Linked DNA regions of Homo sapiens: region 2 is linked to region 1. The links are chromatin contacts, found by Hi-C or POLR2A ChIA-PET in ENCODE. All regions are on one chromosome and are shown on one strand. Each heading gives the region's core, a stretch centred on a gene start or an enhancer-like site at or near the end of the contact. The rest is flanking DNA. Distances are from core to core; before and after follow the strand shown. Region 1 has its middle 22 kb from the start of MIR4720. Region 2 overlaps CMIP (c-Maf inducing protein).

Region 1 (5,456 bases), core at 1,837-4,336:
GAGCTCAGACTTTGGTGTCCCGCTGCTGAGGCCGGGGTCCCGCCGCTGTGACCGTGGCAAGGGTAAGCCCTTTGTGCACCTGTGCCGTTGCCTGTAAAATGCTGGCAGTAATCACAGTGGAGCTACCCTAGAGGTTTGCTAGGAGGGTTACATGAGCCGTGCCTGGCACGGGCCACAGAGGGTAGGTTGCACATGGCTCTTTTCCCCACTGCCCAGTTATTAATCCAGGTCACAGTTACTTCTTCCCCCAGCCTCACAGAAGATGGGGGCCACTGTAAACCCCACCCCATCCCAGATGAATCAAGCCATCACCATACCCCCCCCCTCCAAATGATCCATGCCACCATAATATGCCCTCTGGATGACTCAGACCACCACTGCCCCCTCCCCAACACACACGTACACCCTGATGGCCCCAGCAGTCTCCTAACTGTCCTCCCTGGCTCCAGCCTTGCCCTGCTCCCTTCCACCATCCACTCTGCAGCCAGACTGATTTTTCTAAAATGCAAATCTGATCACATTACTTCCTACTTAACATCCACCAACAATTTCCCAATAAACTCGGGATGAAATTCAAGCTCCTTAATGTGAGTTCTGAGGCCTTTCCTGATCTGGCTGGGGCCTGGCACTCCAGCCTCATCCCTCTGAGTGACAGCCAGAGCCCAACCATGGGGGGCCCAGGCAGGAACTGTGACACCCCCAAATTCCACTTTTTAAAATTTTATTTTATTTTAAGTTCCGGGATACATGCGCAGAATGTTCAGGTTTATTACATAGGTAAACGTGTGCCATGGTGGTTTCCTGCACTTATCAACCCATCACCTAGGTATTGAGCCCCCCACATGCATTAGCCATTTATCCTGATGCTTTCCCTCACCTCACACCCCGCTGCTGACAGGCCCCAGTGTGTGTTGTTCCCCTCCCTGTGTCCATGTGTTCTCAATGTTCAGCTCCCACTTATAAGCAAGAACACGTAGTATTTGGTTTTCTGTTCCTGTGTTACTTTGCTGAGGATAATGGCTTCCAGCTCCATCCATGTTCCTGCAAAGGACATGATCTCTTTCCTTTTTATGGCTGCATAGTATTCCATGGTGTAAATGTACCACATTTACTTTATCCAGTCTGTCATTGATGGACATTTGGATTGATTCCATGTCTGTGCTATTGTGAATAGTGCTGCAATGAACAAACTCATGTATGAATCTTTATAACAGAATGATTTATATTCCTTTGGGTATATACCCAGCAATCGGATTGCTGGGTCAAATGGTATTTCTGGTTCTAGGTCTTTGAGGAATCGCCACACTGTCTTCCACAACGGTTGAAATAATTTACACTCCCACCAACAGTATAAAAGTGTCCCTATTTCTCCACAGCCTTAAATATTTGCACATTTATCAAACAGGGAAACTACTTTTTATTATTAACATAAAAGGTATTCCTCTCTCTTTGTGAAAACAAGGGCTTTAGAATGTGCATACTGTGAAAGTAACCTGTTAACTTATCAGAAAATGTCTTTTATCTGACATTTTCCTGCCCTCATCAATGGATGACGTTAGTCACATTCCTTGAAGGATGACTGGAGCTTACATGGACCCAGGTTCAAAGTCGTAGTCTCTTTGAAGAGCCTCAACTTTTCCAGCCTGACTCCGGGTTGGAACCTGCGTGCCTGAGGTTCCTCTCAGGATCAGCGTCTCCACCGTCAGACATTCTTATGAGAATACGGGTGGGTCAGCGCCGGGTAAAGGTGCTGGCTAAGTTTCCACCTTGTGGAGGTGGGATGACTTGCAATTCCCGTCTCCTGATTCATCCCCGGGTTACTGATTCATTTCCCTGGAATCTGGACTGCTTATGGCCATGCCCCCAGCTGCTGCTGGGCAAGCTGAGTGCTCCATTCAGCCCTGGTTCACACAACATATTCCTGGGCTCCTGATACAGGGCCTTGCGAGCGTTCAGACCCAATGCTTCTTGCATAAACACACACACATACAGATATATATATATATCTGTGTGTGTGTATATATATGTGTATGTGTGTGTGTGTATATATGTGCATATATATGTGTGTGTATACATATGTGTGTGTATAGATATGTGTATATATATGTGTGTGTGTGTATGTGTGTGTATATATATATATATCTCTTTTTTTTTTTTTTTGAGATGGAGTCTCACTCTGTCGCCCAGGCTGGAGTGCAGTGGTGTGATCTTGGCTCACTGCAAGCTCTGCCTCCCGGGTTCATGCCATTCTCCTGCCTCAGCCTCCTGAGTAGCTGGGACTACAGGCGCCCACCACCGTGCCTGTCTTTTTTTGTATTTTTAGTAGAGACAGGGTTTCACAGTGTTAGCCAGGATGGTCTCAATCTCCTGACCTCGTGATCCCCCCACCTCGGCTTTCCAAAGTGCTGGGATGACAGGTGTGAGCCACCGCGCCCAGCCAAAATATATATATATATAGATATATATATTATGTATATGGGTCATGTCCGGCCCCCATCCTGCCAAAATATAATATTTTTCCAAAATATATATAGAAAATATTGCTCTGTTACTGTCACCCAGGCTGCAGTGCAGTGGCACGATCACAGCTCTCGTTGTAACCTCAGACTGCGAGGCTCAAGTAATTGTCCTGCCTCAGCCTCCCAAGTAGCTGGGATTACAGGCACGTGACACCATACGCAGCTAATATTTGTATTTTTCACAGAGATGGGTCCTTGCTATGTTGCCCAGGCTGGTCTCAAACTCCTGGCCTCAAGCCATCCTCCCACCTTGGCCTCCCAAAGTGCTGGGATTATAGGCGTGAGCCACCGTACCTGGTCAAAACTAATATTTTGAATGTTTCTTTCTGTCTTGAAGTTGAATTCCCTGGTATATAATTTAGCTATACATGTGATTTCAGATACATCAATATCATGCCTATTTACAATATAAAGGAGGATTAAAAAGAAATTAATTTGACATAAAATTGTATGTGGGGACATTAGAACCCCCTCTACCCCAGAGACATAAAGAAGTAGTAAGCCACTTGCTCCTGCTCAGGAATCCCCAGGAAGGCTGCAGCCACAGCACAGATGGCCACAGGTGTGCCTGTGGGTGACTCAAACATCACAGGCTGGCAGGCTCTCAGTGACGTGATTTTCCAAAATGGTGAGCAACTCTTGGTTAACGTCCAAATGAAACAAAGAACAACCTTACCTCCATTTACGCTGTGGTTGTGCTCCTGGGAAATGCAGGGACAATGAAAACTGAGCAGGAAAAAACGGCCTTTTTATGTAAAGTGAAGTTAGATTCCAGACACAGATAATTTCAAGCAGGGTTTTCGCCTACGTGAATGTCCTGAGAGACGGCAGCCCATCCTGGGGGCCGAGGGCCCATTCTTGTCATCAGGGACTGTCTGTCTAGCTTTCCTGCCCACTGCCACCACCAAATGCCAGTGCTTCCCACACTCACACGTTATGGAGACAAATTTCCAACCCCAGTAGGGACAACCCTGTTTCCAGGAGAGCAACCTGGCTAGTGGGTCAGGTCCTGCCCCCACCCTGCCAGGTCTTCCTTCACATGTTCTTTTCTTTCTTTCTTTCTTTCTTTCTTTCTTTCTTTCTTTCTTTCTTTCTTTCATTCTTTTTTCTTTCTTTCTTCCTTCCTTCCTTCCTTTCTTTCTTTCCTACCTTCCTTCCTTCCTTTCTTCCTTCCCTCCCTCCCTCCCTCCCTCCTTCCTTCCTTCCTTCTCTCTCTCCCCTTCTCTCTTTCTCTCTCTCTCTTTTTCTTTCTTTCTTGAGTTTCACTCTGGTTGCTCAGGCTGGAGTGCATGGCACGATCTCAGCTCACTGTAACCTCTGCCTCCTGGGTTCAAGCAATTCTCATGCCTCAGCTTCCCCAGTAGCTGGGATTACAGGTGTGTGCCGCCACCCCTGGCTAATGTTTGTATTTTTAGTAGAGACGGGGTTTCACCACATTGGCCAGGCTGGTTTTGAACTCCTGACCTCAGCTGATCCATCCATCTCGGCCTCCCAAAGTGCTGGGATTACAGGCATGAGCCACCACACCCAGCCAATTTTTTGTATTTTTAGTAGAGACGGGGTTTCACCATGTTGCCCAGGCTGGTCTTGAACTCCTGAGCTCAGGTGATCCATCCGCCTCGGCCTCCCAGAGTGCTGGGATTACAGGCGTGAGCCATGGTGCCTGGACCCTTCCTCTCCTTTTCATCTAGGAGGCTTCTCTTTCTTCAAGTCTCCATGCATTATTCATTTTTCCAGAAAACCCACCCTGACTCCTGCAGGCTGGGGAAACATCCCTTCCTGCCACCACGGCCCTATTCACCCTACTTCCAGAACCCGAGAACCTGGTTACCCTGTGCATCTTTGTACTCACACCTACCCTGGGAAGCCAGGAGCCTTGACCCTTCACCATCAACCCCCACTTCAGCCTCAGTGCCTGGTATTCAGTAGGTGCTCAATAAATGTCGAATACATGAATCCTAGCAGTGGCTCCACTTCCCGTGCTGGGCTCACTCACAGGCATCCCAGAAAGTAGGACTATTCTTAGTCCCATTTTTCAGGTGGGGAAACTGAGGCTCAGAGAGGTCAGGTGACATGCCCAAGGTCACAGAGGGGACACAGATACCAATGTAGCACTTCAAATTCTCTAGAGAGTCTGCGACTGCCCCGCTCAACACCCCCAGCAACTTTCCTTAAAAGACTCAAACCCCACACCTTCCCCCAACACCACCACCGGCGTCTTCAATCATCCAGCCCTTTTGGATGTACAGCCCCCGGGCTTCTGCAGACCTGCTCCCTGATTCCTGAGCACAGCCGCCTCCCTGACTTTACCTCTCCTTCCCCCATTGTCTCTACCTTACCTGTCCTGCAAGGCCTATCTCAGTGCAACTCTTCCCCCACCATCGAAAACCGCTCTCCCCATCCCAGTCTCCTCTGTGAGCTGTGATGTTTGAACCTGTTTCCCAGCCTTTGACATCAGCATCTCCCAGGCGGGGCTCAGGCTTTCCTCACTCCTGACTGCCTCCCTAGGGCACCCAGCTTAGGGCCTGGCCTGTAGCCCACGATCACATGCCCAATCCCCCGACATTTGCTGAGCTCCGTGTGAGCCGAGCAACTACAGATGCATAGAAGGGAACAGAGCAGGTGCGTGCACAGATGCGTGTGGGCCACCCTCCTCTTCTGCACCTCGCCATTGCTGCCAAGGCTATGGGCACCTGGCACGGCTGGAGGCCAGAAGAGACTCCATGTCCAGTGGCCACCACCGAGCTGGCCCTGGTCCAGCTCACCCAGGACAGGATCTGGCTCTATTGACTTCAGCTCCTTTCTAGTCCCAAGCAGATCTGGAGTCACCCTGCATTGGTTGCCACAGACGAGGAACAAGAGGGGGTATTGGGAGAAGCAGGGGGCCCAGGCATCTCCTTCCTGGGTCACTCAATGTCTACAAGCCACACTTTAGCC
Region 2 (5,709 bases), core at 75-2,574, 180 kb after region 1:
GCTTGGGTTTCCAAGACCATGAAACTAAAAGCAGCAAATCAGGATGAAGCAAGAGGGAACGCTTTCATGAACGGCGAGCGGAATGCCCAACAGCACAAAGTCGGCGGGGGTAAAACGAAAATGACAGAAAGAAAATGAAGATAAAGAGTGCACGGCAGTTGGGGGACACCATTCGGGGGCCAGCAGCTCTCCACTGCTTCAGGAGCTCCTGACGGTGGCAGTGTGGGGTAGCAGATGCTCCAAGGGACAATTGCATCAGCAAGAAAGGGCAAAGGCTACTCCCTGCCATCTGCTTAAAGCGAGGAAAGAAGGAGTGTTTCTATCTAAAATTATTTAAATTTCTCTAAAGGGCCTTGGCACTCAGAGGGTAAGCTCTGGCTGGCATTGCCTCTGACCTTGGCCGTCTGATCAGGCAGTGAAAGAAGGAATTGTTCCTGGGGTTGCAAGGGAGTTGCTGCCAACATCTGGCCTGCCTGGCCCCTTTGTCTCCCTATTGACGGCGACAGCATTGGGCAAGTCCTGGGCCTCATGTCTGTGCGAATGTCCCCACCCTGTCACCGGCACTTCCCCCCGGGGTCGGGGCTCCGGGCCTCTCATACAGCTGTGGGCCTGATGGTAGAAAAGGAGGCTCTGTTCTTTAACCCTGAATGGGATCGGCCACTGATCTATTCTTGTCACTTGTTGAGCAACTGTTCTAGGCTAAATCTGAATTCTTTCTCAGTTAGTGCCCGAATTTGCTTTTTAAAAATAAGTCATTGGGAATACTTGACCCTGGGCAGAGAGCGGGACCAGCACTCAATGAAACTTGTCAATAGAGTTTCTCACGGCCGGGTCACAGACGTGGAGGGAGTGACTGAGTCCCAAGAGAAGACCCACTGTCTCACTGTGTTTCCTCTCACTGTCAGCCCCAACCGAGGCTTATTGGGGGTACTTTGTTTCTCCTTTGGACCTAAAGTCCTCTGTCTGTCGTTGCAGAGGCACTTCTAGATACCCCTTTCCCAAGTGGTTTCTGGGAAAGACGAGAGCATCTGAAAGCCTTATGGAGGCTACTGAATACAAGGCCAAGGGGGCTGGATTTTTCTCTGTAGGCAAATCAGGGATATTCAAAGTCACTGAGCAGAGGAACAACACATTTGAGTTGTGTTTTGGGAAGAAAACTCTGGCGACAGTGTTTTGGGTAGAGAGGGAATCGTTGGAAGCAGGAAATAAAGATTGGAAGCCTTTGGAATATTCCAGAAGAAAAATAAGAGGAGGCAGAGGTAGGATAGAGGGCAAGGGAAGGTGTGGAGGAATTGAAGGGCAAGAAGCAGCTGGCTCTGACCCTGGTGACTCACTAGATTCAAGGGCTGGGAGCGCCGAATCCAAGGGAGAAGTGGAGTTGGAGTGTGGCCGAGCAGTAGGCGTGGTTGCCACAAGCCAGGCCTGGGAAGACGGCCCCTAGCGCCCACCAGCACCAGGTGGTGGGTTCAGCTTGCATTGCCATCACTGGAGTGTAAGCCCCCTACTAGAAGGAAAACTCCTTGGAGGCAAGGAGCTCTTTCTGTTTTGTTGAACAATGTGTCCGTAACACCTAGAACATGCTGGAAGTACTTCGATGTCCTCCAGCAAGCACTCCGTAAATATTTGATGAATGAATAAACTGTGAGTCTGAAGCGTAGGAAGGAGACTCTTAATCCAGTTTTTAGGTTGTTTGTTTCAAGCTGAGTGTAAGGCCATGTTTGTATATGTGTTTTATGTGTGTATATATGTATGTAAGTGTAAAATCATCCTTCTTTTTGTCAGAATGACCCTGTTTTTACCTCGAGTGGTCAGAGTAGTCTGTGAGAATGGCTGAAACCATTGGTCTGTTAAGAGTGTGCCCGTGTAGATCAGCTGCAGTCCCACATAATGACAGGAGCCTTGGTTCATCCAACTAGGAAGACTGAAGCTCATGGAAATAAACATCAAACTAGCCCGGCGCCGTCCATCATCCGAATTATCAACACATCGTGAGATGCCAGGAAATGACTTTCTGTTCTTGAATTGGCCTCTGGAGGAATCCCCTGAGACCCTAGTACTTCATTCTCCCTCTGTCCAGTAAAGGAACGCTTCTGCAAGGAAGGGGTTCATGTGGCTGTGGATGAAGCCTGCTGGGCCTGGATGCCTCCATGAGTCAACTCCCCCAACTGTTCAGACCCCTGTGAAGGGAGAGCAGAGGCTTTGAAATGGCCATTTTAATATCACCCGTAAGTTTGGAAAATTCTTAGAATTCATTGCATTCGTGTGGAACTTCTTTTTCATTGAGGTGAAATTCACATAATGTAAAAACCACATGTAAATGTACAGTTCGGCCAGGCATGGTGGCTCACGCCTGTAATCCCAGCACTTTGGGAGGCTGAGGTGGGCAGATCACTTGAGTTCAGGTGTTTGAGACCAGCCTGGCCAATATGGCAAAACCCTGTCTCTACTAGAAATACAAAAATTAGCCAGGCATGGTGGTGGGCACCTGTAATCCCAGCTACTCAGGAGGCTGAGGCAGGAGAATTGTTTGAACTCAGGAGTTGAGGTTGCAGTGAGCCGAGATTGTGCCATTGTACTCCAGCCTGGGCAAAAGAGTAAGACTCTGTCTCAAAAAATAATAATAATAAATGTACCATTTGGTGGCATTTAGTACATTTATAATGTGCAATCACTACCACTTCTATCTAGTTCCACAATATTCTCATCACCTCAAAAGGAAACCCGTGCCCATCAGCAGTCAGCCCTGCTCCCCTCCTGCCAGGCCATGACAGCCGTCTGATTTCTGTCCTGTGGATTTGCCTATTCTGGACATTTCATATACGTGGATCAATTCCATTCTGAAACCCTTTGTATCAGGCTTCTTTGATTTAGGATCACATTTTCAAGGTTCATCCATGTCGTAGCGTGTGTCAGTACAAATTTAACGGCAGACACCGCATGGCACAGTACCTTTTGGCCAGTCCACTTCCCTGGACCTTAGAAATTCCTTTGCATCTGCTGGAGGATTGGGCTGGAGAAGAACCCCACCTGTCCTGACCCTGCAGCCCCAAATGCCCTTCCATGTCCCTGGCCCAGCAAAATCCTCCTCACTTCTCAAGATTCGGCTGTGAGCAGAGTTAGTGGCTGTCTTCCTCTTTACTGCTCTGTAAGAGTTGCTGCCCCTGTCGTAGCACCTGTCTCACCAGCACTGATCACCTCCCCCATTCTCCATGAGCTCCTGGAGCATGGTGCCCAGGGCGCTGCCGGGGAAGGCCTGTTAGTGAACGTGTGGTCCAGGGAACAAACGCATGGCATTCTCACAGCCGGACTCCATTGCTCCCTCTAGCTTCAGGGATTGGTCATGTTGTCATCTGTTTGTGCTCCTATCTTTTTTTTTTCCAGAAAGGATTTGGGGTGGGGGTGGGTCTAAACAGCTACTTGTAGAGACAGCCCCGCCCCACACCTACCTTCTGTCATCAGGACCCCACTTACCAGGCTCTTTCAGAGATGGGATTTTGGGCCCTATTGATGGGATAGTGAAATGGACAAAGCAACTTTACTACTATTTTGATAACACAGTTTACTGTAGTAGAGGCGTGATGCATCTCTTCTTGCATTGGAGGTGGTAATTTGTGGGTGCTATTATCATCGAAACAGCGATAGTAGAAAGAGATAGTCGTTCACTGCCTACTTGTTTGTAGACAGTAGCAACAGTGATCCTTGGGGGCCCAAGAGTCCCTCTTCACAAGGCCTGTTCACATACATTTACCTAGTGTCTCCCGTACTAGGAGAATTAAATCCCAGTAAGCCCTCACATTCCTCAGTGATCCGGTGTAACTCCAAGCACTGTAGCCTGCCACGCAAGGCTCTCTGTAATCGAGATTTAATCAGTTTTTATGACTCACCTCCTTCAACTTCTCTCTCTCTGCCCAATAAACTCCTATTCATCCTTCAAAGCCCAACTCAAACATCGCATACTCTCTGAAGTATTCGTCCCACTTTCCCTCGGGCTCCTCTGCCTCCACACCTGCACACATACACATGGAATTCTACTAATGTGTAGACATCTGACTCCCCACTCAACTGTGGAGTCCTTAAGGAAGGGGTTCTGGACTATGTCACACAGATGTTAGACAAATGAACCGAGGGGGCATTTGCATGGGTGCTTAAAGTGAGGTAAAGGAGAGAAGAAAGTAGAGAACTCAAAGAGGAGAGCTCGCTGGATTCAAATCTGGGGTGTTCCGGAATTCTAGGTATTCACCTAAGTCTGTTGGGACCCATGAGCTGTTTTCCCAATTTAGAAAAGTAAAGAACAGGCTACATGAGATGAAATCTGTGTGGTTGGTTTTTGTTTTTGATGCAGTGTGTGCAGTGTGATTCCCTAATAGCAGTTAACTGGTATTGATTTGAAACAGAAATGCAGAAGGGCAGGGAGTCAGAGGTGTTTATACAGGAGAAAGGGAACCTGCATGACTCATTACCACGGGGCAGGGTCTAGGGGAGCGCACTGGACACTGGAGCCAGCTTTACAGCTGGGGTCCACTCTGATGGGGCCGCCCATTCCTGGGCTGTACCAGCGATTAAACATTTGAAACACCACCTCTGCTCATTATATGATGAGTATGTTTGGTAGGCAGAATTTTGAAAGGTGGAGTGCTGTGGGTGGAATCGATGAGGCGGTCAGTCTGTGTCTGTGCCATATGTACTCGGGGGCCTGTGACCCAGTGGGGGGCCGGTTTCACCTCTGTTCAGCCAGAGCCACCACAAAGTCCTTGCTTCCCCAGCTGCTGCACAGATTGCGCAGATCATCATCCCCATCACGGTAAAGCTTTGAGGTGGGTGTTCTTCTCATTCCCATTTTACCAATGAAAAAACCAAAGGTGCTAGAGATGAAGTGGCCGCCAAAGGCCACCCAATGGGTGAGCTACAGCGCTGGAGTGGGAATCTCAGCCGTCTCTGCTCCATCTTCCAGAACTTTCCTCTACTGCTCCTGACTTCCTGAAGTGACCAAACCTGTCTCTCCCTCCTCCCCTGACTTCAGGGAGCAGATTTTTCATGGTGATTTTAGAGAGCACACGTTGATCCCCTCCTGAGGGTGAGAGCCTCAGATGTTTTGGGCCTGACTGTCCAGCCTCCTGGAGAAAGGTGGCCAGGTCCGTGTGTGGACAGCCAGTGTGCGGGTGCATGAGTCAAGCTCCCTTGTCACATATCCTGGAAACCCTCCATGGAAGCCTGCAGCCCCCAGGCCAGCGCTGAGGCAGGAACGGTCAGGGATTTCCCACTTGAAACACACCGTCTAAGGCTGCCGGCTCTTGCTTCCCCAGGAACTACTGCATTTGTCTTGATATTATACCCTGCCTGCCTCCAAGAGGACCGAGGCTTTTCAGAGCTGAGACACTGTGTGGAAGGAGGCAATTAGGATCAAACAGAACGAGACCCTCCGGATCCCCAGGGCTGGGCCGATCACCCCAAGCTTTGTTTGGCCGTCTCGGAGCTCTCTGTTGAGGTAGCAGAAAGGGAAAGACGGCTTGCATAGTTTTTGTTTTTTGGCCAGAAAAAGTACCCAAGTCTGTCTTTCAAAGTAGATGCCTTTCTTCTCTCTCTCTTTTTCCCCAGTCCCAGATTAAACCTCTTTTTAAGAGATTTGGGGGAGACTTGTCCCTTCCAGTTGATTCTCTGAAGGCAGAAGTTTTCTCTTTAAATCTGGAGCCACGCTTGTCAGGTGTGGTC

Evidence for each region. A loop is a pair of places that touch in the nucleus more often than their neighbours do. ChIA-PET counts read pairs that join two places held with the same protein, here RNA polymerase II (POLR2A). Pooled maps may share reads with other maps.
Region 2: a map of mammary epithelial cell shows a loop between it and region 1 (7-fold over the local background). The contact joins two enhancer-like sites. A Hi-C loop is called at or near these places in 12 of 168 maps with a recorded cell type or tissue (CD8-positive, alpha-beta T cell, Caco-2, Calu3 and 9 more) and 5 of 50 pooled maps. POLR2A ChIA-PET finds 5 or more read pairs at or near these places in 5 of 52 experiments (A549, GM12878, PC-9 and 2 more).

What each region holds. Positions count from the first base shown.
Region 1 is chr16:81,404,170-81,409,625 of GRCh38, forward strand. No RefSeq gene overlaps it. Among named protein-coding and RNA genes, the nearest start is that of MIR4720, 22 kb to the left of the region's middle. Within about 2 kb of position 3,087, at least 7 of the 41 ENCODE cell types and tissues checked have a DNase peak (open chromatin) inside an H3K27ac peak, as active enhancers do; they include HCT116, PC-3, Panc1 and 1 more, where a contact is called at or near this core.
Region 2 is chr16:81,582,732-81,588,440 of GRCh38, forward strand. The region is part of intron 1 of CMIP (c-Maf inducing protein); the gene reads left to right. Among named protein-coding and RNA genes, the nearest start is that of MIR6504, 26 kb to the right of the region's middle. RefSeq lists an enhancer at 1-266. Within about 2 kb of position 1,325, at least 16 of the 41 ENCODE cell types and tissues checked have a DNase peak (open chromatin) inside an H3K27ac peak, as active enhancers do; they include HCT116, PC-3, Panc1 and 1 more, where a contact is called at or near this core.